Linked DNA regions of Homo sapiens: regions 1 and 3 are each linked to region 2. The links are chromatin loops, found by intact Hi-C in ENCODE. Cell type or tissue: CD4-positive, alpha-beta T cell. All regions are shown on one strand. Each heading gives the region's core, and the rest is flanking DNA. Links, peaks and the distances in the headings are about the cores only. Region 1 overlaps LINC00578 (long intergenic non-protein coding RNA 578). Region 2 overlaps LINC00578 (long intergenic non-protein coding RNA 578). Region 3 overlaps LINC00578 (long intergenic non-protein coding RNA 578).

Region 1 (10,860 bases), core at 2,986-7,985, 51 kb before region 2:
AGGAACAGAAAACCAAATACTGCATGTTCTCACTTATAAGCAGAAGCTAAATGATGAGAACACATAGACACAAAGAAGAGAACAGCAGACACTGAGGCCTATTTGAGGGTGGAGGACGGGAGGAGGGAGAAAAGCAGAAAAAAATAACTATTGAGTACTAGGCTTAGTATCTTAGCATTGGGACCATACAACAAACCCGTGTGACAGGAGTTTACCTACATAACAAACCTGCATATCTACCCTTAACCTAAAATATAAGTTAAGGAAAAAAAAAAAAAAGTAGGAGCTCTCAACCCAGTGGAGTCTTGAATGTTAGCACTGGGGAAAAAAAGTCAAAATTCATGGTTAAATGCCAAAGAGAACTGTTTGGAACAATGTGTTAAGAACAGCTGTGAGATATTCATAAGCACAATTAGCACCTTGACTGACTGGCAGTCAAAAATAAACCAGCTGTAGGGGAGTGAGCAGGCCAGGGTCATAAACAGTTCCTGCAATGCCTTCGAAATGAGACAAGGCAGCCCGCAAGAGGAAAGTGTTAGGTAAACAGAGGCCAGATTTGTAACAAGAACTCCTGTGTTATGTGTTCTCTCTGGTGTTTCTAATTAAGAGTAAGAGTTGAACCTCATTTTTTCAAAATTATCATTTTGACATTTTTTTCACTTTTATAAAGGCTTTTATGTCTAGATACCGCAGCGCATGCTGCTCACTACCTTAAATTTTGCCTAGTAGAAGAGAACCTAAAACCAATTCTGCAATGCTACATCCGACCAGCCTTTAGTTTCAGCTGCAGGTTCTTTATTTGGAGGGGCTGAATCATCCATTTCTCACCTTTTTCACCAGCCAAGTATTTTTAACTTACTGTCAGCTATGCAGTGAACATAGGTCTATAAAGAAAATGTGCATTTTTCACTTTTCTGCTTTCAATTGCTGAATCCAGGAATGCATTACAGAAAAAAAAAAAGTAAGGTATTTTATGTAAAAATAATATTGGTTTGTTTCACATTCTTCTCCATTTTTGTTTTTAGTGCTCAAAGTGAGTCTTTGCCACTCTAAACAGAGACCACTTCTTAACTGGTGACAGCTTATTTGCACTACCCCAAGTAAAGAAAAACAGTGTGCAGTGGCCCTGAGATCTCCAATGGGCTGCAGGGCTAGATGAGTTGTAGAGATGGTTGTATCCAACTCCCTATACCAGGAAGATCTGATCCAGAAGCTGAGCCTCTGTGTACCTGTCCTGCTAGACCTCAAAATCTGGAACAGGGAAGGGACAGAGCTTAAACTGATGTTTTAGAGCCATTTACACACTGATAAGGAACTCAACATCAGGAAAACAGTTTGTTCCAACATCTAAAGGAAACTGTCAGGGTTACATTGGGCTCTTAGGAGTAAACTAAGAAAATGGAAGTAGGGAGGCCAAGCAATGGGTAGAAGAAGAAGAGAGAGGTGCATTTCTCATCATGAGCACATGTGGACAGCATAGCAATTAAAAGCATTTAAGCAAGACTTTGCTTCTCTCTCTGTTGTTGTTGTTGTTAGCATGATAAATAAAGAATAGATTTCCTGGTCAGGGCTAGAAAAGTATACAGCAATGACTGGATTTACAGAATGGTGAAATTCAGGTAATACAATTCTATGTGCTACATTCAAAAACAGAAAGAATAAATTATGCCTTGGAAAAAGGAACACTGGGAAATACCAAGCCAATTAAGATACTGATTACCAGATTTGCTGGCTGAGCACATACTGCATACCCAGAATCGGTATGCCACAAAACACAGAACAGAGAAATTAAGATGGGGAAAGGTCATCTATAAAAGGTGACCAGAGCAAGATGTTTTGAAGGTATGAAGGCTTGAAGGCAAGCACAGGGGCAGGGTCTGACAGGAGGGAGGGTGACGGCCCATGCAGAAGGAAATAGTTACCCCTTGAGCTATGCAAGTTTGAAGAAAACTCCAAAGTATCTGTTCTGTCCTCAGAGTCTTTACAGATATTTCAGATGGGCAAAACCAAACTCAATTCTGTAACAGAAAAGCAAATAATTATAGTAAACACTTATATAGCAATTGTTCTATGTCAGATACATATAAATATAGTAACTTATTTAATGTTTACAATAATCCTATGCAGAAGGGACTTTGTTCTCCCTATTTTACAGATGAAAACAGAGTTTGGTTGCAAAACCAAACTTAATTCTATAACAGAAAAGCAAATACTTCAGATGGGCAAATACAGATATTTCAGATGGGCAAAACCAAACTCAATTCTGTAACAGAAAAGCAAATAATTATAGTAAATACTTATGTACCAATTGTTCTATGTCAGATACACATAAATATATTAACTTATTTAATATTTACAATAATCTTATGCAGAGGGGACTTTGTTCGCCCTATTTTACAAATGAAAAAAACCAGACACAAAGAGGTCAAGTGACTTGCCCAAGGTTACACAGCTAATAAGTGTGCTCTTAGCCATTATATGCTGATTCGTATCCCATATAAGCTACCTGCCACCAGACAAGAGCATACATATTCAGCTTATAGCTGTGCTGTGACCTAAAACAATTAAAATAAACTGTTCGGAGCCACTTTGCTTCTTCGTCTTTGTGCTCTCACTCAACCATTCCACAAATACATTAATATATCGAATGCATACTGTGCACCATGCACTATTATAAGATTTGGGGATACAAAACATTAAATATCCTTGCCTTCCTGAAGCATACATTCTAGTGAGGGACAACAGACAAATAAAATAAATAAGCATCATATGTAGTATATTAGACAGTAATACGTATGGTGGATACAAAGCAGGAAAGAGAGACAGAAATCACAGCTGAAATTTTGAATGTTATATATCCTGAAAGAGCTGAGGGAGAAAACCAACAGGTATTCAGGGAGAAAGCACTCCAGGTAGAGGGAGCAGCAAACATAAATATCCTAGGGCCAGAAAGGGAGAAAATGTCCAAGGGGATTTTGTGGCTAGAATGGATTTATCTTTGGTTAAGTCCCTAGGCCAAGTCTCAAAATGTGTTTTATCCCAAATAAAAGTGAAGTACAAGCAGTCTTCAAATTATGTATACTTCACATACTGCTCTTCTACTACAAGGATTTCCCTTCATATATCATCCTTCCAGAAATAACTCAAAAGCTACTGACTCCTCCCAGATTCTTCCTTAGTCTCTTGCTAAGAGCAGTACATGCCTTTTCCAAATTCCTTATGGTATTCACCACTCCCCACCTTGCTTTTGATTATACTTTATCTTATACATTCATTGAGGACAGAATATGGATTTGGTTCATTATTTAATTCTCTACTGACTTTGGCCTTGCTCGTTGTCAATATTCAATAAATGGTTGTTGAAAAGGTTTGAGTGCGTGATTTCTATTGAATTAAACTCCATATTATACTAATGTTACTAACTTCACATCTCTATTTTATTACAATGAGGAAAGATATTTTAGCCGTACTTTCTCAAATTTTTGGTTGCTTAATACAATTTTTTTGCCAAAATATTTCAACTTATCAATATGTAAAACTTCAAGCTTATATTTTAAGCTTCAATGATCTTAAAGAGTAACACATTTTCCCACACAACCATAAACTAAAAGAGAAAGATTCATTTCTATGACTTTGCTGTAAATAAAAATGGCAGATTGCAAAATATCTTTGCTTATGTAATCAAAACATAATAAAGAATAACATATTTAAATATGTCAAGTAGAGAGAATATTTTTAAATGAAGCTGAATTTCCATTTTTTCCCAATCTGGCAACGACCAGTGGCTTCTCTCCTATGATTTCCTGACTGAAAAATTTATTAGATAGAATGTGTTCCTGTAAGGAATACTAAAAAATCTGACATGGGCTTGTGAGGATAGTATAGCTAATGATTCACTACCACACTGCTTTCAAAAATCAAGAAGTACAAAGATAAGGTAAGACAGAGTAGGACAGAATTTAAAATAATTTCCCCAAAAATTCTCCTTATTCCTCTGATATAGAATGAAGTCAATAATGTCACAGAACTGATTTGAAACTAACCAGGCATCTATTTCAGCTTCATGGTTATTAATGGTTTTAAGAGTAGAAAATAAATGCGAAAATCAATGATAGAAACATTTTGGGGAAACAAATTCCTGGTTTGGAATTGTTTCCTCCTTCTGTGTCTACCTCCGTGGAGTGACTTTAGGTGGTATGACCTGGCTGGGGTGTGCAGGCCTCTATGCAGAACACTCACTTGGGGAAGCTGGCCCTTGGCCCAAGGAAAGCTGTTCAAAGATCCTGACTGAGGCTCCAATTGATCAATAGATGAACACTGCTGATGCTGAGGACTGGATAACCCAGGACACTTCTGCTCAAGGACCTATAGATTAACCAAGACTTCATGTCTTATTGCAGAGGGGATAAGAGGGGAAGGCAGATGCAATGTTCTGGCTATCAGACACTAGAAACTGCTCAGCCCCTAATAAACACAACTCAATACTCTCTGTGCCATCTTGGGTTTCAAAATATGAGTCTCTTGGAATATAGAAGCTATTTTCCCTTTTTCCCCTCTCCTTTTCCTAATCCAGAATAGCATCACCTCCTCAATTGTCTTGAATATAATTTTTTCCCAAAACTAAACCTGGCTGTCATTCATACCGTCTTCAGTCATTCATACCGTCTTCAATCATTCATACAATAAATATTTCCAGAGCACCCACCGTGTGACTGGGCTTGCAAGACAGGATGCTGAAAAGACAGGTGTGGTTCTTGTGTTCCTTAGGGACAGAGGAAAGGATGAGTGCCCTGAAGTGCAGTGAACAATGACCCACAGCCCGCTTCTCAATACACGATGGCTTATTGAAGAATGTGTCACACAATGAAAGACACTGGTAAACACTGAACCTCACAAAGTGAGGTTCTAGGGAGAGGCAAGAATTATATCAGAACCACAGAAGGAGATTTTCCAAGCTCCACAAGCCCAACAATAGTTTTCACCCCTCCCACCTAACGGCCTCCCACTCCCACTCCAATTCCAATGTTAACCTTACCACCTCCTCTCCTGCCCAATATAATGGAAACATTTGTATTTTTCCTTCTTAGCCATTTTTTTTTCTCTGCAGTCTATAGAGGGGTACATGAGGCTGATGGTGGGGAAAATAGAGTACACTTTGGGCTTTGCATTTCCACAACTGATTCATGACATTAGCAGAGGCAGGCACTTGAGAACAAGAAAAAACAAAACTATTGGAGATTCTGAAGATTTGGCTTTGAATTACAAAAGATAAATTCTGGAAAATTCAGAACAAAGCATTCATGGAGTGGGAAACATTTCAGAGGAAACTAGCTGTGCAAAGAGCAGCTTTCCTACCACTTGGAGAAGAAATAATAATTGTAAGAGCTTGCATGCTGTGAGGACCTGAGAAGTGGCTTGGCACACTGACAATGCCATCTCTCATAGGACCTTGGTAGCATCCACACCAGAAGTCACAGGTGAGAACTGGGGATTTCAGAGAAAAAGAGCCCATTTCCTGGCTTTCCACAATGCGGTTCAGATACTGCGCAGCTCACAGCAAAGCCCTGAGTTTGACACGATGCCAAGCTGTAGGTCAAAGGGCCGAAGGAGGAATATAGGTGCAGTTCCCAAAGCTGTGATTTCTGCAGGGTGGTAAGTGGAAAAGAGCCAAGAGTACCTAAGAAGGCACACAATCCCAATGCGCATACAAAAAAAGTCACAGAAGTGGTTGAGAAAAGGGGTTACCACTCACAGTTCCAGGTCAGAGGATACAGGGTGCATAAACCTTCCATGGAGGGAAGACCAAAGACCAAATGGAAGGAGACCCCCCCCACACACCCTCTGTGAGAACCACAGAGATCAGAGACAAACAGGAAAATCAGATTTTCTTTCCTTATGCCACACCAACCTGCCAGGAACTCCGGGGAAGCAGAAGAAGCAAAGAAAATTCTGATTAGACTGAATTTTAGACCAAATTTAGATTTTAGTTTCGATTTAAACTAGAAGTGAATGTTGTCAAAGTGATAACATTAAGTTTTCCATTAAAAGCAGAAATAGGAACTAGAGAGCGTTAAATTCATTTATAGAGATAGAAAGTTTCAGCTTTGCACATTCAAGCCTGTGGACTATTATTATTTATAAAACTCATACCTTTTTTATTGGCACAGAAGAACAGATACTCCCCAAGCAAATTTATTGACAGAGAATTGCAGGAGACCAAATTCTAAGAGACACACCATAAATCCAAATTATCTTCTTTCTCAACACTTCTTTGAAAAGATCATGGTAAACTTTAATACAAAGATAGTAATGGGTGACCAATTCAAACATTTCATAAACCACACTGATTAATTAGTTCAGTTGAAGTGTATTGGAGGGTTTTTCTCATTGTAAATTTTTGTTACAAATAAATAATCCTTAGCAATTAATGTTATAAGCTAAGTAATAGTTTCCAAGCTAAACAATGCAGATGTCTTCAACCAACCTTCCACCACAGAGCTTCCTGTCCCTCTCCAGGCTGTGTGTGTCTCTCCAACACTGCAGTCGGCCAGCATGCTGAGATACAATACCGGAAATCCACATGCAGGCTCCCATCAAGTTGGGCAAGCCAGACAAGAAAGACACTTAAAACCCTCTTTGATATAAATAATAGCTTTTATTAACTCGGCCAAGGAACCTAACCTTTTTTGCAAGTCATGTTGCCCTGGGCACTCAAGTGGAACTTACTCCCAACTAGACTCACCAACTATTTGATCCAAATCTTCTTCCCCACTCCTACCCCAACCTATCATTGTGCTGTTTCATTATGATTATCCACTTAAAATTTGTCTGGTTAGATATAACTCATTATTTCAATTTGTCAAGAGCACTTTGTCAGCTAATCTTCATCTAAATATTCACTTCTCCCAACTTGAGTCCATTTGAAAATTTCATCAGCATGCCATTAATATCCACCTCTGAAACACTGTTGAAAATAGTGACATGTGGTCGGTTAAGACAGAGACCACTCTCAAGTATGCAGTTGACCTCATACTCATGCCTCCTTTGGGTTCTGTTTTCAACCAGTTATGAATTTCACTCACAGTACTGGGAAGTACCAACCTGCATCCCTTCTTACTGTTCTCAAAAAGACACCATGAGTGACTTTGTCAGATTCCAGCCAAAGTTGCAATGTGCTATACTTCTGTCATTCCTTAAATCTCCTGATCTACCAACTCTATGCTATTCTTTCATATATAGTTTTAGCTCAAGGATAAAAGGCATTGACTATTACTCTAAGAAGAAAACAAGGACTGTTGGGTGGAATTCCCAGGCTCTTCTTCAGACCAGCCTTGGGAACTATGAACTGTCCAGAGAGAAGACACAGCCTATACACCGAGGTTAACCAGAAAATAACACTTTTGGAAAACTAGAATAAATCCATATGTTAACAGGAAAAGTGCAATGGGAGAGAGTGAAGAAATCTGAGAGTAGAGAGAGATAAGAGGGGCCAGACCTTGTAAGTCATGTTAGGGAATATGGACTTTATCCTGAGGACAATGGGGAATCATTGACTGATATTAAAACAAGAGAGTGACATGATCAGATTTACATTTTACAAAGATGACAGAAAAAGACTTTTCTGGAAACTCCTGCTTTGACAAGGAAGTGGGAATAGGTGACCTCTAAGGTCCCGTACAACGCAAAGTCTTTGGTTCTATTGCTTAGCTAATCAGGAAACTCAAATGAAGGTTATCTTAGTCTAGGAAGATTTGCACTTTTCCTTTCCTCATAACATTGTCTGGATCCATCATTCCCATTGTGTGTGTGTGTACGTGTGTGTGTGTGTTTGTGGGGCTTGGTGTAGCTAACCTCACAATATCCTAGCATCCTTGTCTGGATCCATCATTCCCATTGTGTGTGTGTGTACGTGTGTGTGTGTGTTTGCGGGGCTTGGTGTAGCTAACCTCACAATATCCTAGCATCCTTGTCTGGATCCATCATTCCCATTGTGTGTGTGTGTACGTGTGTGTGTGTGTTTGCGGGGCTTGGTGTAGCTAACCTCACAATATCCTAGCATCCTTGTCTGGATCCATCACTCCCATTGTGTGTGTGTGTACGTGTGTGTGTGTGTTTGCGGGGCTTGGTGTAGCTAACCTCACAATATCCTAGCATCCTTGTCTGGATCCATCATTCCCATTGTGTGTGTGTGTACGTGTGTGTGTGTGTGTACGTGTGTGTGTGTGTTTGCGGGGCTTGGTGTAGCTAACCTCACAATATCCTAGCATCCTTGTCTGGATCCATCACTCCCATTGTGTGTGTGTGTACATGTGTGTGTGTGTGTTTGCGGGGCTTGGTGTAGCTAACCTCACAATATCCTAGCATCCTTGCATATGAAGGTGGAATAGGTTCTCACTGTCACTACACGCTTCCTGCTGAGCAAGCCAGGCTGCTAGGAACTGAAACAATCACTGAGCCTAACTTATAAGTTGCAAAGTACATGAGTGCCAACTACCAATGTTGAAAAAAAATCAAGGAAGTGACAAAAGTTTGATAGAAACTTGATTGAAATTTCATTACTATCAAGCATCATGCTGTCCAAAAAAAAAGTAACAGATTATTAGATGATCAACTCAGGATTCCTTATATCACTTGTTAAGAAAAATTATCCATAACTTATAAACAAGGACAAAAAATAACTGCATGTTATTTCAATGTCACACTCAGACAGTGTTTAAGAGGCTCATTTGGGGATTACTTATTTTCTAAAATAATCTACCATGACTTGCCTTTGCTATTTAAAATACAAATTAAGGGTTCACGCTCTGTGAAGTTCCACGTTATTTTACAGAAGCAATATTTTCTAAGAGAAAAAAATAACCCCAAATTCTATGATTTATTATCCTACCGGAGATTTACTAGTTTGTTTGTAACCTAGCAATCTAATTTAACATTCCTTTATTAAACTGCCTATAAATACTCAGCTCCTCAAATGCTCTTTGAACCAGCTTAATGATTTTCTCTCATTAATTAATGAGTTGAATAATATCTTTGACACATGCTCATTCTATATTTGTTTTGAGAGCCCTGTTTTAACTTTTTGAAAATTATACCTTGACATTCTTAGCACTAAATAACTTAGTGTTATTCTCCACTGTACCCTGTCCTCCTGCTCAGTTTTAAGGTCTGAACGTGGCAGGCTCATATTTTTCACAGTGGGTCTTTCCTCTCCTTCCTTTCTTTTTTTCTTTTTTTGTTTGGTTTTGTTTTGTTTGTTTGATTGTTTGATGCCGTTATCAAGTAGAGCAGACCTGGGAAGACTGGTGCATCCTTATTTCTGTCATCTTAGAAAATAACATATATAAGAAAATATTTATATCTAGGGCAGAAGAAAATTAGAGATATATTTTTTTCCTTTCAGCCTCTTCTCTCCTCCATTTTTACTGCTGAAAAATTATCCAAAGGCATGAAAATATTTCATAGAAATGTCTTCTGAGTTGTGAGGGAATTCTTGCCCATTTGAACAAATTGAATAGACATTTGAAAGCAAATCAGAATGCCCCTTACTGCTTGGCCAATGTGTAAGGATTTGGAGCTGCTTATCTGTGTTGCCATGTCCTTATTACTACGGGTTTCTTGATCTGCACAATCGATGTAATGAAACCTGGTGCTGAGTATGGCTATAAAACTGTTCTTTGGGTGGTAGTTCATGACAAATATGTGTAAACCAATAAGAGAAATAAAAGACTGCATTAGAAAAACTTTTTGAAAATGTAACTAATACCTGAAATAACCCAAAGTTTTTGCTTTGTGTCCTGTGGAGATTTATTATGCTTTCCAATGAAAATAATCAGTGATGTATACATGACCTGGCACCTGAAAACGGAATTTTCCACACCACTTTGAGACTTTTGTTTTTTCCCCCATTTATAAAAAAGATTTAATCCCTCAACCACCAAATAAAAAGTAGAGAGGAATGAACAGTCCTGATTCATTACTATCATGCTAATTCCACAGTTACGTTGTTTCCACAGTTAACGTTGCTCATTTTATCTAATGCCACTCAGAATCACTTGGTTTTCTTTTTTTTTTTTTTTTTTCTTGGCTTGGAGACGGAGTCTTGCTCTGTCTCCAGGCTGGAGTGCAGTGGCACGATCTCGGCTCACTGCAACCTCCACCTCCAGGGTTCAAGCAATTCTCCTGCCTCAGCCTCCTGAGTAGCTGGGACTACAGGCATATGCCACCACACCCAGCTAATTTTTGTATTTTTTAGTAGAGACGGCGTTTCACCGTGTTGGCCAGGATGGTCTCAATCTCTTGACCTCGTGATCCGCCCGCCTTGGCCTCCCAAAGTGCTGGGATTATAGGCATGAACCACCACACCCCGGCCTACTTGGTTTTCTTAAAGTCTGTTAGCTAAGTTTGTGCAGCTTCTTAAAAATACAATATTGGTTTTAATAACCCAGATTTGAGATTATTTTGGTTGTTAGCATAAATTTCATCTTCTTTCATGCTAGAAACATTTCCTGTTTCAAAACCATTCAGCCAATAAGTATTGTGCTGTTATTTTTGTGGCTTTTACAGGATCTGACAACTCGAGCAGCTGCCATCAAGGTACATCATGGCACAAAGGACGGCTCTCAAACATCGGATGTACAGAGACTACCATTAATATTGCAGTGTGTGTCTTTTGTATTAAGTTGGTTTCTGAAAATATCTCTGACAGATGCTGCTAGGCCAAAGTGCCTCCCACAGCTGCAGCTCTAGAGAAATCCGCGGTGGATGTTCTCCTCTAACAGTTTTCTGGTCCCTGTGACAGTGCCCACTGCTTCACTACTGCTCTCAGGTGGTGTGCTTGGTGGCAGTGCCGTGGGCATGGGA
Region 2 (10,860 bases), core at 3,505-8,504:
TGAAACATATGGCTCCACATTTGTAAAAGGGAAAGGGGTGAGGCAAGAAACCACAGAATGGCATATTTGAGTTGGTCATTTTGAGATTCTTAGAAGTTCTGACATGAAAAAAATGACTCCCTAATACTCAGCATGACAAGTATCAGTCATTGGGGAACATTCTGTCAACTGGTATTTGAATTGGAACAAGTGGAGATAAGGTTCTTTCTACACAACAGGCCGGTTCAGTTCACCGTAATCAGCAGGACAATTCCTCCTTCCCATTTTGTCCCTGTTTATGTGCTTGGGTGAAGGGGTTATGGAAGGGAATGGATCACCCTTTGTATATCGCATGAGTTCTTTCAAGGTAGCTAGGAGCCAAAAGACTTGCTTTTCTGGTTTTCTCATTGTTTCCAGTGCCAACAAGGCTCCCTGGAACCTCCAAGCTATGACATGATTATGCTCATTATGAAGGGCAAATAGGACCAGCCCTCCAGACACTCCAACACCAAAACTATTTTTATTAAGGATTTTCTCCACTTACCTGGGAGTGGTTAGGTTTTGGAGCTTTTTGGAGGTATTTCCTCTCACATTCCTACCATCCTGGCATACAATTGTTGGACACCTGCCTATTTCACATCCTCCTTCCTCCTTTTCTTATCGCTCCCTGAGGTGCAGTTTACCCTCCCCTGCATCCCCCACCATCTGGACCAGAGTTTCTGCCTCTCTGAACCTAATTATTTCTCTTATTCTCTTGAACTACTGCTTCCCTTTTGCCTATGACTCATAACCTTTTATTAACAAACAAACAATTCTTTGCTCTTACAGTGTTCCCAGCTCAGTTTTTCTTTTCTGCATTCTGTTAAGTGCACACTGACAGGTGAATACCAAAGTATTTTATGTTACTACCCGCCCCAACACACACACACAAACACACACACACACACACACACACACACACTTAGTAAACCTTTTCTTAACCTCACTGGGGTCACCATGCAAGTGATATTTACAATGCCAGAGATTGAAGCCTGAAATACCCAGCTGAAAAATCTTTAAATTTCAGAAGGCAAATGAAAAGAGAAACATAAATGAGTAACACAACAATTTGACGATGAAGAAAACCAAAGAGGAAGAGAGCTCTGAATATAAAATGGCTAATATTAAAGAGTAAGAGTACATTTGAATGAGATAATAAGGGAAGGGAAAAATAGTTTCTCAAAAGGGGCAGATGTATTGTCCTGATTTCTAGATCATAACAGAGACCCAACAAAGGAGAGGGTATCAAGAATTCTTCATTTTGAGTTGTCCGTCAACCAAGGCATTCTGGTGGCAAATCACCTAATCTCTCCTTACGTCTCCACTTCAGTATCTATAAAACTATATGTAATAAATCTAAACTATGGACCATGTGTAGTCTAAGGAGTACCTGATTCAAGATTATTCAGGCTAATACTAATGCTCCAGGTTATTTCTGTTATGATTGATATTGTCAGAAAAGCCCAGAAAGGATTTAGAAATATTTGATGATGAGATGTGGAGCCAGGGAGGGATTGCAGAGGAGTCTTTGCATCTTTGACTTGGAGACTTCAAAAAAATACACTGAGGCTGGGCACAGTGGCTCACACCTGTAATCCCCACACTTCGGGAGGCAGAGGCAGGCAGATCACTTGAGGTCAGGAGTTTGAGACCAGCCTGGCCAACATGGCGAAACCCCGTCTCTACTAAAAGTACAAAAAAATTAACTGGGCATGGTGGTGCACGCCTGTAATCCCAGCTACTTGAGAAACTGAGGCATGAGAATTGCTTGAACCCGGGAGGCGGAGGTTGCCGTGAGCTGAGATCATGCCACTGCACTCCAGCCTGGGCAACAGAGCAAGACTCTGTTTAAAAATAATAATAATAATACTCTCAAAGGGACACCACCAGAGGATTGTATCAGCAGGATTTATTCTCAGAGTTGATTGATGGATTCCCTGTCTATCTGGGAGTGGTTAGGTTTTGCAGCTGTGTGGAAGTGTTTCCTCTTACATTGCTATTGTCCAGGCAGGTTCATTCTGAAAAGCAGCTTGCTGACAGGGGTGTGTGCTAGCTGCAATAGAGGAACAATGATTGTTAATTAAGAAGAGGACCCAATAACAAGAAATCACAAGCTCCTAGGTATCAAAAACTTGCCTGACTACTTATCTTAGCAATGCCTTTAGGCTCTTCAGCCAGTTCTGCCTGTCAGACCTCAGAGAGCTATTCTAATTGGTACAGAAAAGTTTGAGAAATGATGCCACAACAAAATGGCTACTATTTCCTAGAGAGAGTTGCAACATGAGGAATTATCATTTGAAAATTCATTCAAGGTTTTTGAGCAATTCATCTAAAGACATCTCTGGTGAAAAATGTGTCCACGTTTTCATAGGTGATATAATATGAAATACTTTTCATTTGTACAGTACTTTCAGTTTGTGTGTGACCCACATATATTCTCTTATTTGCTCCTCCTCTGCCCTCCTTCCACCCCAACAACACAATGAGGTTGGCACTATTATCCACAGTTTACAGATGATAAATCTGAAGCCCAGATACATTTGTTCATCTGGGCCCATGTCACAAAGTTCTTAAGAAACCTAGCTAGGACTTCTTCTCAGATTTTCTGTCTCCAACTTCGCTGTTCCTTCTTTTATCTTATTGCTGCTTAAGAAGATACAAATATATCAACTTAGAAAAAAATAAGAGTTAAGGAAAAAAATAAAAGTAAGGCAATGCATGTTTGGTGCTTGCATAAAATTCCTGATTTGTGATATTAAAAGTAAGCTGATTGATTTCTCCAAATTATGATGACTATTTCTAGACATAGGCTTGGTTTCTCAAAAAGGATTAGCTAATTCCACTAAAAAATTTCCTAAGCAAGTGTTTCATGAACATTTTTAGTCACTTGACGATCATTGATTGAACCAAACTCTGGTCACACTAGCCAATATATAAAAATATTATGAAAATGAATTGGATGGGGAGAGGAAAACACAACCATAGATTGACAAGACAAACACCAAATCTTTACAATACATAACACTGGGAGGTGGGATGATGGTTGATTTTGCTTCTTAGTTGGACTTTTCTGAATTTTTCAAATGACCTACAATAACTATGCATGACTTCTATAATTAGGAAGGAAGTTACACATTTTTATTTATTATAAGAATGCCATGTTAGATGAATGAACTACAAAATTGCAATTAAGACCAAGAAATCACAACAAAATACATTAGTAACAGAAGAAACCATCCTGAGACACCTCTCCCTGAATCTCTTGCAAATCATTAAGGGACCCCACCCTCCAGGTCATCATTAAAGGTAATTGTTCTAGAGGATTCTGAGGGAATAACAAAGTCTATACTTACTCCCTTCCCCAAACCAGGGCAAACAGCCAAATGTAAACATATTTTTAAATCTTGCTTTATTGTGTTGTTTATTCAAACTCAGTATTTTAGAAACGTATTCACTTGAGACAGAAATATAAGCAGCCTGGATGTCGGGGGGTTTGTTACAGGAGCACTGCCTGCCAGGAGGTGTGGAATCGTGAAGGGTGGTAGGTAGAGTAGGCACGGGGTGGTATGTAAGTTTGTGCAGGAAGGAAATAAAGAAGAGTATAGGCTTTGCCCAAATGTATGGTGTTTCTGAAGCCTTCCTAATGTCTAACCTATGAGGGCACACGCACGTGGAGCATCCCTGGACCCCCAACCCCACCCTTCCTTCCTCTTGCTCCATTCTTTCCCACACCCTTTCCACTTCTGCCCTTTGCTTGTATCACAGCTTCACTTGTCAAGGTTCTTATATGAAGATCTATTGTGTCATTTTAAAGATTTGTAAGGGCCCACATTGCTAAAACATAAAACGAACAAGAACTGACTTGTGTGCATAGAATAGGTCTCTTTCCTCAGAAAAGGAAGTGGCTTGGGAAAAAAAAATCCACAGGGTAGTTTCCAATATCACTACATTCTGGAAGTCGAGCTAGAGGAAGTAAGTTGGATGCTTACTTAATAGCCCTCACCAACAATGGTTTCTGGGACCAAAATGAATAGCACTTTTTGTTTTATTTTGCTTCTACCTTACTTTATACTAATTATATGAAGTGGGTTTTTCAATGTACTCTCTGCTTTTACATTCTGTCATCAGCTCACTTCCTCCCTCCCCTCTGCTTCCACCAGTTGGGGAAAAGTCTCTCATACATGATTATTGGCAAAGTGTTCCCACAAGTCATTAATTGAATCCTATTTCCCACAATAGCCATAGTACAAATTATTTTACATATCCAATTGCAAAATAGATGGCCCTGAATTTGTTTTTAAGACACTCATGTTATACAACTCAACTAGTATGGATGGAAGAAATCTAGTCTTTAGCATTATATATTGGTGTCCTAGTTCGTCAGGATCAAATTGATAAATATGAGAAAATTAAGCTAGGCGCTAAGTTTCGTGAGGGTATGGACCATTTCTCGCCACCCACCCCAATGCCTAACACAGTCCTGGCATGTGGATGGCATCAATAACATTTGAACTAAAATGTAATCGAATTGAATAGAAGTTTAATGATATCGCCAAGCTTAATTAGGCTGCAGCACTGTAAAAAAAAAAAAAAACTGGATCCTAAATAGACTAGTAGGTTCAGAAAACCCTGTCTGGTGGGTATCCGTCTGCACAGCATAAACAGACTGCTGCATTGACTGGAGAGAAAATAGGGAGGTAGGAATTTGCCTATGCAAAGCCAAGAAGCTGGCACTTTCCACCATTGGGTATGCAACCTGGTGAAATTTGGCAGTCAGTCTTAGCCAAAGGGGAAAGAAGCCACTCTGTCTTTAAGGACAGGCTTTCTGGAGAGACCTGCTTTCAAAAATCTCAAGGCCGTGACAAGTCACCACAAATCCGTCCTTTGCTAAACTGACTCTAAAGTGAAGCAACTGACTCCCTTCTGTGTTCCAAAAGCTTTTACATATTCAAGAGTCTTTTTCATACAGTAGCTCCAGAAAGACCTTTTTGAGTTTTTTTTTTCTTTTTTTCCATTTTAAACATCTTTTGTCTGGCAAATAAAGTCATCCTTCATCATTTTAATGTGTAAAACATTTCCAGCCAAAATGTGATTGAACTGTGCCAGATCAAAGGTTATAATGCAATTTGTCCAAGTCAGTAGGAAAATAGAATGTTAAGCATGAGAAACATTCTGAGACAGCAGGGGTGAAATGTAGTCCCCTCTCCACTGTGAACAGGGTAAGAGAAGATGAAAACCCAGGAAAAACAATTCAGCAAAAAAACAAGAACATTCAAAAGCCCAGAAGAGAATTCTGAAGTGCGGAGAAGACCTGGAGAATGTCATATTAACGATGAGTGGCAACTGAAAAAAAAGAAGAAAACCTTTCAGGAAGTAGAGGATACACGAAGTCAACAGGAAATGAACTGTGGGTTATTTAAGGTTATCTGAGAGCTAAATGTGCCCTAAGTGTGACCCAGTAAAGGAGGAAAGGTCTCTATAGAGATGCTAAGAGGTTGTCTGCTGGATGCATTACAGTGGGTATTAGACTTCTGGTTGTTTTTTTTTTAATCAATATGTGATCCAAGAATCACATCAAAGAAGGCCTCTCCTCCAAGCCCCATAAGCCAAACATAGGCTGCCTACGTTTGAAAGACCTGTACATACACAGATCCCATCCCTCAACTGCCTCCGTGTGTTTTTAATGGACTCTTCACAAGCCTAAACTGGCTATGTTCCAGCCATGAAGCATGAGGCTGGAGAACAGCTTTTTTGTCTTCACCAGCCAAGCATTCACTTCCTGTGAAGCCAGATAGATAATGAGAGGGAAACAAAACCGCGTTGCAGGGTCATCAGTTCAGCCTTGCCGCTTCTAAACAGAAATATATGTAGTGAATCAAAAAAGGCTTGTCTGAATGTGCCTTGGTCGAAGCACTGAGAGTCTACCTAGAGCATTCAGCAATGTCTGGAGCATTTCTGGAAGCCATCCACAGGAAACTGAAGCCACCGCATTGATTTCATAAGGATTCATTCTCCCCAGGCTGCTGGGTTTAAAATGGGCTGAGTGAGCCAGAGTACAAATTCAAATTTGCTTAGGCAATACCGAATCCTGCTAGATTGTAACCCTCTGCTGCCAAACTTCTGGAAAACTGCTTAAATTATGGCCATAATGTCTCTTGTCAGAAAACAAATGGATAAAGTCTTCTCCCACTTCCTGGGAAGAAACCAGTAAGCTGGGATAGCTTGGAGCACACTGGAACATTGCAAACCACAAATGTCTAAATTACCCAGCCAGGTGAGTCCATCCAGTTCTGGTCTGAAATGTGCCCTGAAGCAATACAGACATGCAGAACAGAGTTGCCCTGGCATAGTCAGCAGCGTGGAAAGCTGTGTGATTAAAGCCAAGGGATGTGCATGGGAGTTGTATGAGTGAGCAGAAGGAGGTATAGCTTTTGATACAATCTTCCTCCTTTGGGATGGAACACTTACACCTCTGGTTTTCATTTGCAAAGAGAAAAAAAAAGCAAAAGAATAAACAACAGAAAATATGACTTTGGATGCTTCTTTCAACATCTGAGTAAACCTTTAAGGAGATTCCAGGCAATAGAACTTGGCACTGTGCTTCACAAGTTGGTGTAAAATAACTGGTGCCAAATGCTAAAAGGGAATATCCTTATGACTCTGCATGAAAACTCTGGCAAAGCCCACTCCCTTGCAAAAGGGTCTTCCATGATGCTTTTGCCACAGAAATCCAGTATAATTCCACAGCACTGGGGTCTGGCACCTTTTCCTGGCATGACTCCTTGCTGTACGTATATGTGTATATCCAAGCATCTATGCTTAATGAGCATGCACTCAAATTCTATCTGGCTCGCCTAGTTAACAAGGTTTGGGCAGTCAGGAATATGTTGGGGCAATCACAGCATGGTTTTAAGATAAAAGGAAGGTGTTCTCTTCCTGGAAAGACTCCAGCAGTCCACAACCTAGACAAAGCCACGTCTGAGTCAGAGCCTGTGACCTGTGAATGTGACCAGTTCCCCAGAGTTTCTGGAAGACTTCACTGTAGTCTCCTTCAGCAAGTGAATTGCTCCCAGTCCCACCTCAAGCAAGTTGACACTGAACAGCAAATCTGCCCTATATTCAGCTGAAAATTCATGTTGGTTTGAAAGCCAAGAGGAGGGGATAAAACCTCTTGATGAAGCTAATAGGAGGGGTTTACATAAAGATGCAAATACAGTTGAGAATAATCTCCAAATTGGAGGTGGGGTTATGATTGGTCCTCATCTCTAGAGATATAGACAAAATCATTGCTACTTTAATTATTCATCGACATAACACAGGGATCAGTCACTACGGTTTAATAAGAGAAATTGTATTCTAGCGCCACTGACCTCAAGGAGCTTACAACAGTCATCATAAGCAATACTTGTAGAGGTGTTTGACATTTCACAAAATGCTTGTTGCATGTATCAGTGCAGAGATATGTAAGAGAAACATAAACTAAATGAGAATAAAAGAGTCATTATAAACTGGTGTATAATAATACATCAAATGACTAGTACTAAGAGTCATCACTGGGATATCAGAGGAGAAAATGGCTGCTTCAACCAACCAAAGGATGATTGGGAATGGAAAGTTTATGAGATGGGAGATTTGAAAGAGGAAAAACATTCTTACCAGAGAAGATAAACATCTTTTTTTTCTGTCAGATAACAAACTATATTTTGAACCTTTCTATGTTGTAGGCACTGTGCCAGGTGCTGGATTTATAACCACAAAAACAGAGGGGCAGAATGTCTGCATTTCCAGTGGGCAAGACAGACAATGTGTAAGTAAACAAGTAAATAAACAAGAGAATCAGATAATGCAATAAGTGCCGTGAAGGAAATAAATAGTGATGTGACAGGTCTTTTTTTTTTTTTTTTTAGTTCTCTATTGTGCACGTAGCAAGTGCTCAGTTAGTTCAATCTTATTAAACATGTGGTAGCACAAAACTGCATAATATTTCAAAATAAAAGCTCCAATGACAATTTCACCAACTCCTCTGCAGTTGGAAATCCACCAAGTGTAAATTAACTTTGGCCTGCTGGTTACCCTCAAAACAGCAATTGCATGCCTCCTTCACTCAGTGTTCTGGGCCAAACATACAATCAAAGTAGAACAAAATAATGAGGGCAGAAGAGTCAAATGATGTATGAAAATGAATAAAATATTGTTATAATATTCAGAGGCAAATTTATGATTTATATAGAAAATTTCTAATATATTCGCTAGTCATGACTTTGAAAAGGCAGAAAATGATGTGAGGAAGGCAACCAAAGATTGTCTTCCTGAAAACAGAATGCAACTTCTTCAAAGGTGAAAATCATAGTCATAGAATTGGATACACAGTGCCAAGAAAACAACTTGATTGCTCCCTTGTCACTAATTGGTTAAATAAAACAATTTTATTTCCGTTGTATGATTGCAGTCTTAGTCTGAGGCACACTGTTCCACGTTTAGTCTGATGTTTGACCCCTGTGAAAGAAGCAGAAATTTGTCAACTGAGGCAAGATGTGTTAACAGGGATAACAGTGTGAAAAATATTAAAGTGCCTTCTCTCCAGGCTTAGTGAGACTTTCTCCTGCACCAGTGGTGGGGAGAGTGTTACAAAGGGAAAGCAAAGAGAAAAAACAAAATAATATTCAGCTTCTGATATTCAAATAACATTTTTCAGCAAATAGGCGCGAAAGCAGGCTATGTCAAGAACTAGAGAGAGCATATTCTATAATTTTGCAGAATATCAAAAAGCAAGCCTAAGGAACTCACATCATATTGTATCTTCTATAGTCAGAAAATATACTCCTTTGATCTATTGATAACTAGGCCCTGAGCCTAGTATGATATAGAAGCAGAAAAATCCTAAAGCCCTTTCTTACTGTCCTTCAACATACCAGGAGGGCTGTCTGCTCACTTGCTGGCTAAATGAAAGCAATGCAGCAGAGAACTCCAAGGAAGCCCTAAGGTATCACTGTGGAATAAAACTTTCTATGATGATGTGACAAAGATTCTTTGCTGAACAAACTTAGACTCCTGAACCTTCTCCTAGGCCTATCTGTGCATTTCCTTGTAAAATCCAGCTTTCGCAAGAGCATGAACAAATCAGTTTGGCAAGACCTCCCCACCCTCAACATCTGATCACGTGTCTCATCCTCCATGATGCCACAGGTAATATCTGATAACACCGGCTGTCTTCAGCAAGAATCCTTTTAGTTAGGCTTAGCCAGAATCCCCCTTACCCCTGATGTTGCCTTTTAGTAATTTTCCATCCGCTGACCCACACCCTGTTTCTCGGCTATAAATCGCTACTTACTCATGCTGTATTCACAGTTGAACTCAATCTCTCTCTGAGTGCAAGACCCATTGCCATGGTCCTTTTACCCGTGACAATGACCCTGCATAATGTCTTCCTTATCATGCTTTTAAAATTGTCATTGAATAATTTTTTTCTTTAACAGATAGACACTTTTTATATTTGTGCTATTCAATGTAGCAAATTACTAGACACATGTGGCTGACAAGCACTTAAGGTGTGACTAGGAAGTGAAGTTTAATATTTTATTTTAATTAACTTAAATTTCAAAAGCCCCATGTTGCTAGTGACCATACGGGAGAGCACAGCCCTAGGGGATGACAAAGTCCCATGATGAAAGAGATCTAGATTAAATCACTATTTGGAAGGGAGCCACAAAAAAAAAAAAAAAAAAAAAAAAAAAAAAAAAAAAAAAAAAAACACCATGATGCCCACCAGACGTTGGTGAGAGCAAGACATAAATATTTATTGTTCTAAGGTTTAGGAGGCTGTAACAGCAGGTAGTTTTAATTAATACTGATAGGTACTCTTACTTTAACCATTTTATCCACACGGAAACTGGGACACACACAGAAGTTAAGTAACTAGACCAGGCGCAGTGGCTCATGCCTGTAATCCCAGCACTTTAGGAGGCCGAGGCAGGCAGATCATCTGAGGTCAGGAGTTCGAGACCAGCCTGACCAAAATGGAGAAATCCCGTCTCTACTGAAAATACAAAATTAGCCGAGCATCGTGGTGCATGCCTGTAATCCCAGTTACTCGGGAGGCTGAGGCAGGAGAATCGCTTGAACCCGGGAGGTGGAGGTTGCTGTAAGCCGAGATCGCACCATTGCACTCTACCCTGGGCAACAAGAGTGAAACTCCATCTCAAAAAAAAAAAAAAAAAAAGAAGTTAAGTAACTAGCCCAAAGTCACATGGCTACTAAGTAGTGGGACAAGAATAGAGCCGGGCAGTCTGGCTAGAGAGCGGTGCCTGTGAGCAAAAGAAAAGGCATAGTTTATGATCCGGGCATCATTACCTCACATTAAAATATATATTTGTAAATTTGCTAAATTATATAATCCCTTTCCCATGTGGCTCACAAGGAATCAAATCCTTAGACAGCCTTACCAATTACAAAAGCAGGCATGCGCATTTCTCACCCACATCAAACCTGCTGTCTGGTTTCTCTGGAAATGACAAGACACTCTGCCATAGGAACACAATGAAAAGTGAGTCAGTTGTGCCCAGACTGAAGGAACGAGAAGTTCTGTAAATATGAAACAGATGGGATTTCCGGAGCTGTTCTCATGCATTTTGGCAGTTTTCCGATGAGCTAGGTTTTTAAAATCCATTTGATTTTTCACGAGGATCTGAGTTGATTTGAACTGATAACAATTGCCTCGAGCCTTGCTCATCCACACTATCCTTCATATTAGGTTGGTGCAAAAATAATTGCGGTTTTTGCCATTACTTTCAATGGATCCACTCATAAGATAATGGATATTCTCATCTCCCCTTTGAGCAGCTG
Region 3 (10,860 bases), core at 3,942-8,941, 58 kb after region 2:
TCAAAATCCTGCTCAACACAATGCTTTTGGTAACTGCTTCAAACATATTAGAGTTGGAACATAAAATGAATCCCATATGTCAAATGTGACTTAGGCCAGAAAAAAAAATGGTGGGAATCTAACCTCTTTTTTTTTTTTTTTTTTGAGACAGAGTTTCCACTTTTGTTGCCCAGGCTGGAGTGCAATGGTGTGATCTTGGCTCACCACAACCTCTGCCTCCCGGGTTCAAGTGATTCTATTGTCTCAGCCTCCCAAATAGCTGGAATTACAGGCATGCGCCACCCTGCCTGGCTGATTTTGTATTTTTAGTAGAGACAGGGTTTCTTCATGTTGGTGAGGCTGGTCTCGATCTCCCCGCCTCAGGTGATCCGCCCACCTCGGCCTATCCAGGATGCTGGGATTACAGGCATGAGCCATCACGCTGGGCCCTAACCTGACTCTATGTCTGAAGGCAGGTGGAAGCATGGGACGAACAGTACATTGAGAATCAGGCAACCAGGAATCCATTTCTGTGACTGATCAAGTTACCAAAATTTTCCTGGCCTCGGCTTCCTCATTTGTAAAAAAAGAATTTCATTAATTCCATGGCCTCTGGGCTAAGAATTTCTCTCTGTAATGTTAAGACTTTAAAGAAAAAAATAATTTATCTGGTATCTTCCAATTCTACAGGACTGTGTTTCTATGAACCCATACTAAAGGGTTTCCTTTAGACAGGAAAGAGCAAAAATAGCTATGCTGACAGGATCAAATGAGGCCACGAATTTAAAAATATTTTGCTAGTTGTAATGTGTTCTAGAAAAGAGAAGGGAAATGATTTTATGGTTATTATTTGTCATGATCATCTCATCTTCTAACCTCTTCCTTACTGTAGTCACAGGGCAACTGGATCTCTGTTCAGGGTAGGGGTGGCAAGAGCTCATGATGAGGATTTTCCTGTTGTCCCATTAAACAAACAAGGCTGGGTCCAGTGGCTTATGCCTGTAATCCCAACATTTTGGGAGGCTGAGGCGGGCAGGTCACCTGAGGTCAGGAATTCGAGACCAGTCTGGCCAATATGGTGAAAGCCCATCTCTAATAAAAATACAAAAAAATTACCCAGTCATGGTGGCAGACTCCTGTAGTCCCAGCTACTATGGAGGCTGCGGTGGGAGGATTGCTTGAACCCAGGAGGTAAAGGTTGCAGTGAGCAAAGATGGCGCCACTGCACTCCAGCCTAGGCAACGAGAAAGAACAACTCCGTCTCAGAAAAAGACCAAGCAAACAGGAGAAAATTTAGGAAGTCTAATCACCACACTAGAGTGTTGGTACCAGAAAATAAGTTTAAATTTAAGAAGGATGTAGGAGCTTGGCAAATACCTTAAGCCCTTTAAACATCCACTTATGTATCCCCAAATTGTAGAAACACTTACATCTCATTTTTAAGAAGGCCCAGCTGAATAAAGAGAATAATTAACTATGTTATTATGGGGATTCTCTACAACTTACCTAAAACATTTAATCTAATGCCTGCCACATTATGAGTAGTATACAACTGGCAATGGCCATGAATGTTATTAAAGTGGTGACTTCATCAATTGTCTTGTAAACCATCTGAAGAAAGGCCTAGCATAAGGGGGACGACATCCATGGTCTAGAAAAGGGCAGCCAAAGGGGCTGACCCAGGCCTCCAGGCACTGGGGAGTCGGGTGCCCAGGGTAGAAGGGGCGGCCATTTGGCTTTCCCTGCCTGGATCAGTACCAGTGAATCCATCTCACCCACCAAATGGATTGTTGTTGCTTTTGCTCCCTTGCAGGGATGCTTTGCCCAGGGTAACAGGGATTTGGCTTGGTTAGTACAGCTGCTCCTGGTGAGAGTTTGTAGGTGTCCAGCTCGCAACCACACTGACTCTGAGGGCACTGACAACTTTGGAGTTTAGACTTGCCACTTCCATGTAATTGGTCCTACACCAGGGTGGTGCCTGCACCAGGACGGTGCTACCACCTCCATGCAGCAAGCAGGCATCCCTCAGGAGAGGGCTGTAAGATTTCATTTACATGACAGTCTAGAAAAAGCAAAACTATAGGCACAAGAAATAGGCCAGTGTTGCCAGAGGCTGACATCGGAGAAGGGGATGGACTGCAAAGGGGCATGAGAGGACTTATGGGGGTGATAGAAATTGTTATAGGCTCAATTTTGTCCGCCCCTGCAACCCCACCTCAATTCATGTGTTGAAGCCCTAACCCCCAGTAGTTCAGAATGGGACTGTATTTGGAGATAGGATCTTTAAAGAGATAATTGAGTTAAAATGAGGTCTGTAGGTGGGCCTAACACAATCTGACTGGTATCCTTATGAGAGGAGGAAACCTGGACAGAGAGACACCATATATGTGCACACACAGAGGAAAGACTAAGTGAAGACACAGCCAAGAAGGGAGGCCACAGGAGAAACCGAGCCTGCCTGCAACTTAATCTTGGACACTCCAGCCTCCAGAACTGTGAGAAAATAAATTTCTGTAGTCTAAGCCACACCGTTTGGGGTACTTTGTTATGGCAGCCCTAGCAAACTAATACAGGAAAATCCTATACTTTGATTATGATCAATTATGAAATCAATTGTTTACCTTTGTCAAAGCTAAAAATTGTAGGCCTACAGAGGGTGACTTTCACCATATATAAACTATTCGTCATTAAACCTGACTTTTAAAAAGTGCTATCAGTCTTTTATTATTATTATTATTATTTTTTGAGACAGAGTCTTACTCTGTTGCCCAGGCTGAAGTGCAGTGGCCTGATCTTGGTTCACGCCAACCTCTGCCTCCTGGGTTCAAGTGATTCTATTGCTTCAGCCTCCTGAGTAGCTGGGACTACAGGCGTGCACCCCCACACCAGGCTAATTTTTGTATTTTTAGTAGAGTCAGGGTTTCACCATGTTGACCAGGCTGGTTTCGAACTCCTGGCCTCAGGTGATCTGCCTGTCTTCCAAAGTGCTGTGCCTAGAGGTATGAGCCACCACATTCAGCTTACCAGTCATATTTTTAAAGTTTGGCATCATAGTAAATAATAATGATAGCAATAACAATATCTCTGTGAAGAATTTTCTGAATATAATGGAAAATTCACAATTAAGTTAAATAATAAGCAAATATTATTCTTAAACTTTTATTTTGCTTAATTTTTCAAATGCAACAGTTTTACAAAGATGGTAATTATGATATAATGCAATCTCCATTGTAATGTTCTTCTGTATAAGTAATTTGTGTATGAGCATTTGCTGGCTTAAAAAAGATATAATCATCCTGAAAGCTATGTAGCTAAGGTACTCTCTATTAATATCAATATTAACTGTCAACCTGTAGTCTTATTTACTTGAAGTTTCTTAATTGTTTTGTTTATAAAATTAACTACATTCATAATCCCCATTCATAATTGCAATATTGTACTCTTGCAATAATAAACATACTTTTTTATGTATTTTAAATTTTAAATGGACAGAGAATTTCAATATATAAAGCATATTACATATAGAATGTTTTTACCTGTATTTTAATGTAATTATTCAGATGGGCATGCTTTGTTCCTCTTACTAATTTTTTATGCCAATTATGCATGATGATAAATAATACGATCAGGCTGTCATTGATCATCTCAGGTTCAGAGATACCATCAATAACGCAGAAGTGGGACATTTGTTTACTCAGCCTTTAAAGGCTATGGCCAAAACTAAAGCCAAATAGAGAGTTTGGCCAAATACTGTACAAAGATTGAAGCAAAATTTCAGTGCATTTCTATATGAAATGAATAGAAACAAAATGAATTGAACTACAGCATAAGTTAATGAGACTAAAGATAAACAGTGAATCTGTAAATGCAAGAGGACATACTTCATCATTTTTTTAGATGAGAAAAAGCACCGACATTATAAGTGTGTATTTCTCATTCTTTGAAACAGAAGTGTAAATACACATGCTCCAGGAATGATCACTGCTGTAATCCTAAACACCTAGTCTTCCAATACAAAAATTCAGCCTCCCATGTGTAACTGACCCTTGCCTTGACAGATTTCTGAAACTATAGTTCAGAAACTATTGCAACCAGAGTTGCTAGGGAGTAACTTTGCCCTTTCCTGCCTAGTGATTTCTTTGGGGGAACAACTCATAATTTACAAGATATTTTCAGCAAGGCAGCCCGGCCTGCAGGACTGGGACCCTTCCTGAGCCCACCTGTAACTTCATGACAAATGCTTTAATAATCTGCCTGTTTGCTGCTTCTCGCCCTTCAGTGCTTTGCTCTAAAGACATTTGTTTTTTAAATCTATCTGAGGAAAAAGCCCTGGATAATGCAGCTTTTTCCATGATTCTCTCCACGGCCTGCCCACAGGTCAGTATTCAAGATGCCAGTGCCTCAGAGCCTAATTATTAGATGACATATTTCCTCCCGAGGCGGCACAAGCTGTTTCTTCCTTTCATAAGGTAAAAATGTGTGGACTAATCCATAATCAAACAAGGAGGGAAAATCTCTACTTAGCATAAGCACAGTCCAGAACAAAAGTTCTAACACCAATTAGTAACAATATGAATTTAAATCAGAATAGCCAATTTGCCAGTATGAAAATCCCAACCAGGAAAATGTTTCTTCCTTTTCTACAATAACAGCCCCCTCATGTACAAATAGTAGAGTGCCAGAGAGTTAGAGATCCTCTATTGGTATTTTAAAATTCTTCTATGCATAGCCATTGTCTTCATTGCAGCAACCAACCAGGGTGTTGCTGGGCAGGAGAATGTGCAAAATTATCCCAGCAGGTCATCTAATAGTGAACATGACTATGATATGGGGGCTAGCTGGAACAGCCATAAAGCTAAGATAGTACTCAGTAGAAAGAGCAGGGGGATCGGCCAGGCATGGTGGCTCATGCCTGTAATCCCAGCACATTGGGAGCCCAAGGCAGGTGGATCACCTGAGTTCGGGGGTTTGAGACCACCAGCCTGGCCAACATAGTGAAACCCCGTCTCTACTAAAAATACCTAAATTAGCTGGGTGTGGTGGTGTGCATCTCTGGTCCCAGCTACTCAGGAGGCTGAGGCAGGAGAATCGCTTGAACCCAGAAGGTGGAGGTTGCAGTGAGCCGAGATTGCACCATTGCACTCCAAACTGGGTGAGAAGAGCGAAACTCTGTCTCCAAAAAAATGAAAGAAAGAAAGAGAAGGAAAGAAAGAAAGAAAGAAAGAAAGAAAGAAAGAAAGAAAGAAGAGAGAGAAGAGAAAGAAGAGAAGAGAAGAGAAGGATTCATGAAGTTCTAGTCCACCTCTTCCTCAACACAGCTGTGAGGCAAGGAGCAAGTCATTTGCCCTTTCTGAGCCTCAGTTTCCTCATTGTAAAATGGCAAAAGTAATATGTGAAATGTCTTGGGAATTAAAGTGCCACTCAAATGTAGGAGATGATTAGTAACAGAATCATAGGACAGTTTTCCATTGAGCCCAAAGGTACGAGCAGCACAGTCCCTACCTAATTTGGTGCTATGGTGCAGCTATGGCTAAGAGTCGATGCAAATGGAACCCTCATGGGTGTTACCAACTGTATCCTCGCAAGAGTAGTTTTCGTCTCCCTGCACCTTAGGCCTTCAGAAATGAGTTTTTCCAAATATTGTTTGAAATCACAGAAAGAATTCACAACCAGAGTATATATACCTGCTTCTTTGAATAAGTGCTTCTTCTCTTACAAGCACTGAATCTAAGATCTGAGGCTAAAGATGGGTGAAACTCTTCCTCATACTCTCTAGGGATAAAGTAGTGGCATTCTTCATGTAAAATGGACTCTCTCCATTGGCCCCATGTAGTATAATGTTCAGATTTACAAATTTGTATTTTATTCCCTCCAATGAATGCATAGCAATATATAATACAGATAGATCCAGTTAAAGACACTTTCAGACCCTGAGTGACTGAGTTTAAAAAGTCAAACACAGAAATTAGACAAATGATATATGTGAAGTAAAGAGAATTTGGAAGCATTGATCAACAAAGAGGATATATTAAATATAGAGATGAAGAAAAGTAACTTGAACTGAATGAAAGAACAATGAAAATGTTACACAACATTTTAAAAGAGGCACCAATGACAAACATTGGTTGAGTAAATAATTATCTTAGGGAAAAAGTCAGGAGAGCACCTTAATTAAATTACTTAATTTAATTAAAGAGTTTCATTAACTTATTAAAACCTTCAAAAATCCATGGGTTTCCTCTAACAAAGCCTGCTGAAGCCCACTGTGGGCGGGATGCTGTGCTCTCAGTGGAAGGGTAATGCCAGAGAAGAAGATGGAGGAGAACTGGGTTTGAGCCCCAGTGTTATCCTTTGCTGCAGGACTTTAAGCAAGGTGCTCAGCTTCTCTGGGTCTGGTTTCTACAACTGCAAGATGTGTGATTAGACTAGATTAAAAGTAGCAAACTGGAGATCAAAAGGCTGCTCTCCAAATGAACCATAACAAAAACATTTTGGAAACTACATAAAAATCAAGACTGCTGGATTTTCCTGAAAAGTTAGAGTAGCCCCTCACTTTGGTTAGCCTTACTGTACGCAATAATAGGCTGGAGCTGATTGTCTTTCTGCCAGGGGAAAGTATAGTTCCCTAGTGGTATGTGGAGTCAGCAAATGTCTGCTTACACAATTACACTTTGCCCTGCTTCACTCACTTAAATTACCTGCCCGGGCCTGGGAGCATTTACATTTGTACCACTGAATAGCTGTTCTCCATCATCCCATTTGGTCTTCAGACTCCATAATCCTTTAAAGCTCTGCACCTGGAATGAAAAATCCAGCACAGTGAATTCTCGTCTTACTCTCTAATTTCAATCATCCCACCAGTTGGAGAAAAGCACTTAGAGATTTGGATCTAGAAACTGAAACGTATGTACTGATGGTCTGAAAACTCTTTAAAAAATAAACTAACCACCTTCCACCCCTCACGTGTCACTGTGGTATTTACTTTAGCTTCCTGTTCATCCGCTTTGCTTCCTGTCCAAGTTGATTTCTGCTTTACAGTCAAATGTACAAAGACTTTCCATAGTAATCAATTTCAAAGCATAACATTAATCTTTTTCACTTGAACCAAACACTTCAGAAACCTAAAATGCTAACTTAATGAGAATAATACCTGGATGCCAAAGATGGAACCCTTGAAGCTTTTTAAACAACTAAAGGATTTCCTGCAAACACTAAATCTTGTCTCTTACCCCTTTTTAAACCACTTCCATAAAAGGAAATATATTCTATTTTGACCAGACCGAGCACAAACACAAGGTTAAAAATGTTTGCCTGACACTTTTCAATACCCCTGCTTTGAATGCAGCAGTTTGTTTTGCTGCCGTATTTCTTTCAAATGATGTGCTTTGTGAGAATTCTAGATTCATCAAAATACCTATAAGCAAAGTTTTTAGTAGAAAGCGTTAGCTAGCTGCTTGCATGCTTTTGAATGTGAGAGATTTTCCCATATGTTGCCATATCATTTAGATTATATCTAAGTGATGCCAAAAAACTGGAGGAAAAGAGGGAGATTCTATTATCTATGTTTTATCTGCAAGTCACCAAACAGATAGCTGTTTCAGATCACCCAGCTGTGTGGCAACATATAGCTAAAACATCTGGGTGATTAGCTGAATTACTCATTTTCATCAAGACATTTTGTTCTCCTATAGACAATATCTGAGCTGTACACATGGATGTGTACAGTATATGCGTGTGTTTACCTATGTACATGTGTCCCTAAGATGACAAATTTAAGCAATTGTTTTAGACACAAAATGCAGGGTGAGATCTCCCTTCATCTCCTGCTGGACGATTCTAACAACCAATGGCTCTTTTCCATCTATGCCTGCCAACCCTGAATCAGGCCAAGGAGCAAAGCTGGGAGGTCAACCCAGGCAAAGCCAGCAGAAAAGGGCTGTACTTCCCTTCTTTGCAATCCCAAGCCAAGAATTGCTGACCCTGAGTGTGCACACAAATTGCTGGTAGATGAGGCATTGGGGAATGCAGCAGGGGCGGGAAGAATCACAAAATAATAGAAAGCTACTATTTAAAATGTGCATATTCGGTACAAGGCTCTAGGCTAAATGTCTTTACCTGCATTGTCCCATTTGATTCTCACAATAACTCTTTAAGGCAAGAACTATTATTCTCACTCTCCTACTTTTTTTTCTTTGGTTTTTTGGTGGTGTTTGTTTGTGTTTTTTTGTTTTTTTTTTTTTTTTTTTTTACAAATGAGGAGACTCAGAAAAGTTAAGTAACAAGCAAGTGTCTGTATTTGAAGGCAAGTTTGTCTGACTTCCAAACACACCTCTTAGTAATGCAACTACACTGCTTAGTCTGGGTTGCAGGTGGCCACCCTCCTCAAAGTGACACTGGAGCACTTTCAAAGCATGTCATCCCAGGCTGAGATGATAGTCCTGGTTAAGCTCCCTCCCCACAAGATTATAAAGTAGAGTAATGGTGACAACTGCCCCTGTGCTGATCCAAAGCTTCACTACTGAAACCTTAGTTAATTCCCTAAAATCTTTGAGCAGGGTTCGGGAGGAAGAGGGAACCAAAGTTACGCAGTCTTCACAATAAAAATACATGCCATTTGAATCACTAAAGTGGGCAAGGTATAATTTATACTGTTATATTTCAAGCTGACTAGTTCCTGTATTTTCTAACAAGTCCAGTCTCAAACATTCTCTCTCTCATTGTCAATCTATCTATTTTGATTTGGGGTTTATAAAATTAGACTGCTGAACTCCCATGGTAGACTGTGACCTCATCTACCATCTTGGTATGTTACAGTTATTTGAGTTATGGATGGCTGCAATTATTTTATTAAATATATGCTCACTATAGCACTTTTAATATATGGCCATTAAATATTGTGCTTAAGGGGACACTTCTCCCGGAAAAAAAAAATGCATGTTTTTTATTCTTGGAATCTGGGCAGGAATGATATATCACATCATGGTACCATGAGGCAAACAATAGAAGATATTGAACACAGAAAACTTTTGAAACTAAACAAGCAAATAATTGTCATCCCAATTATTTCATTATGGCTGACAATAGAATGACACAAAAGACTGAGTGAGTGGCTCCCAGAATGGCATGACAATCATAAAAGACTCAAGACACAAAGAGACAGCAGAATTCATACAATATGCAGTGTACAGTAAAACCTTGTTATTCTGATCACAGATCTTTTTCCCCGAGTAGTATGTAATTCAAAACAATTCCCACTCCTCAACTGCCTAGACAGTCTTATTGTTAGTTTATTAAAATACGAGCTCATTTTAACCTGGCTAATTCAAGTCAAATTTTGCCAGCCCCTTACATGGTAACTAATGAGATTTTACTTCAACTCTGTTTCATCTCCTGGCCTCTGACTACTCCCAAATTAGTTTCACAAATGCAATTGTGCAGAGTAAAAGAAAACCACCATACTGAATGGTAATAACACATGTGGAAAAATATATGTTGAATAGCTGTTCTTTCATGACTTTCTGAGTTCTCTGCCCTTTTTAAAATTTCCCTTATGTTTATATATTAAACTATAATCTGAATGTACTCAAAGCATGTGATTTATAGAAAAAGAGAAGGAAAGAGAGGAAGAGAGATTTAAAGTTTTTCACTGCTAAGAAAAACCATTAGTATCTAATAATAATAATATATCATAATAATGCAATGTATTGGCACTGACTACATGCAAAAAAATTTTAAATATTTTATAGAGTCTTCACAGTAACCATAAATTCAGTACTATAAGCCTTCTTTTGTTGATGAAGAGAGGCACAGAAAGGTTAAGCAACTTGCCCCAGGCCATGAAGTTGTAAGTGGCCAGCGGCTGGACTCAGGGTGAACAGCAATTTAGGCCTCTGGTTAGGAGGACAAAGATGAGGCTGGCCAAGTCCACATGCTGAGCTCCATCTTCCTTCCTCCCACCTTCACTTGACTCTCCCAGCACCACCACCATCACAGGCCACGGAAAAGCTGAACCTCTAGATGACCTGTTTCATCCTCAATTTCCCGTACCCCAAAACATTAGAGAATTCCCAAATCCCCAAACAATAATGATCCCTTTTCCAGCCAGCACTTCAAGAACAGGAGAGAAGGGGCAAGCCCCCCTGAGTTCTGAGTCCCGCAGGTACCTCGGCCCCTCACTGCCAGCAGCCAGGGAATTTGTATTCTATTGGGCTGGTTGTTTCCAGCTGTCACAGTCTGCTCTAAAACCTGTGTTTGTTCTACTGCTAAGAATTTCAATGCCACCCCAATAACCCTTTTCCTCAGCATAATTTGGATAGGACACAAACTGTCAACACTACATGCCTGGGTTATTCCATGAGCATAGTGGATGCTCCGGTACCTGTTCATATTTCTCTCACCAGGTCAACATGCCCAGCTCCCAGCTTCTGTGGCTGTGGTCTGCAAAAGGCACACAGCTGTATCCATTGCAGAAGAATTGCATCCTGCCTAATGGGCCTGCCTCACCTTGGAAGTTAGGCCAGTGGCCAATGACTGACTACCTCAGACACAAAGCTGACCCCTTGCATTAAAGGGCCACCAACTTGATGGTGCAATTTGCTATCCAAAGCTCCCTAGAAGTCCAAGATAACGCTAGGCTCCAGCCGAAAACGCATCCTTCTTACCCTTCTTCCCCTGACCTCGTACTTCCCTCACTCCCCTTCTCCTGTGGGCACCTGCTTAATGAATCATGTATACCAGACTCCTGTCTCAGGCTCTGCTTCTAGAAACTAAGACAATCTCAATGCTCTCCCAAACCCAGGACTGTTCATTTCAGTCCTATCCTCTGACTCCAGAACATCCTTCCTCTAAGAACTTCCACTACTCTCAGGATCCTACATCATC

Evidence for each region. Peaks named below come from ENCODE experiments on the same cell type or tissue, not always from the same donor. Only the 100,000 strongest peaks of a DNase experiment are listed, where the experiment ranks them.
Region 1: it touches region 2 in a loop (2.2-fold over the local background); 7 of 110 quality-filtered maps call a loop at or near these places.
Region 3: it touches region 2 in a loop (1.8-fold over the local background); 9 of 110 quality-filtered maps call a loop at or near these places.

What each region holds. Positions count from the first base shown.
Region 1 is chr3:177,642,693-177,653,552 of GRCh38, reverse strand. The region is part of intron 3 of LINC00578 (long intergenic non-protein coding RNA 578); the gene reads right to left. Among named protein-coding and RNA genes, the nearest start is that of LINC02015, 170 kb to the left of the region's middle. RefSeq lists silencers at 298-592, 506-706. In CD4-positive, alpha-beta T cell, for the core only: no CTCF peak of the experiment used is centred there; DNase peaks (open chromatin) are centred at 5,482 and 6,542; H3K27ac peaks cover 503 bases.
Region 2 is chr3:177,592,584-177,603,443 of GRCh38, reverse strand. All of the region lies in intron 2 of LINC00578 (long intergenic non-protein coding RNA 578), which reads right to left. Among named protein-coding and RNA genes, the nearest start is that of LINC00578, 160 kb to the right of the region's middle. RefSeq lists a silencer at 589-883. In CD4-positive, alpha-beta T cell, for the core only: no CTCF peak of the experiment used is centred there; DNase peaks (open chromatin) are centred at 3,923, 5,423 and 5,753; H3K4me3 peaks cover 963 bases; H3K27ac peaks cover 1,447 bases.
Region 3 is chr3:177,535,311-177,546,170 of GRCh38, reverse strand. LINC00578 (long intergenic non-protein coding RNA 578) reads right to left here. Exons shown (of 4, transcript NR_047568.1): 2 at 6,678-6,776. Among named protein-coding and RNA genes, the nearest start is that of LINC00578, 99 kb to the right of the region's middle. In CD4-positive, alpha-beta T cell, for the core only: no CTCF peak of the experiment used is centred there; a DNase peak (open chromatin) is centred at 6,960; H3K4me3 peaks cover 816 bases; H3K27ac peaks cover 2,597 bases.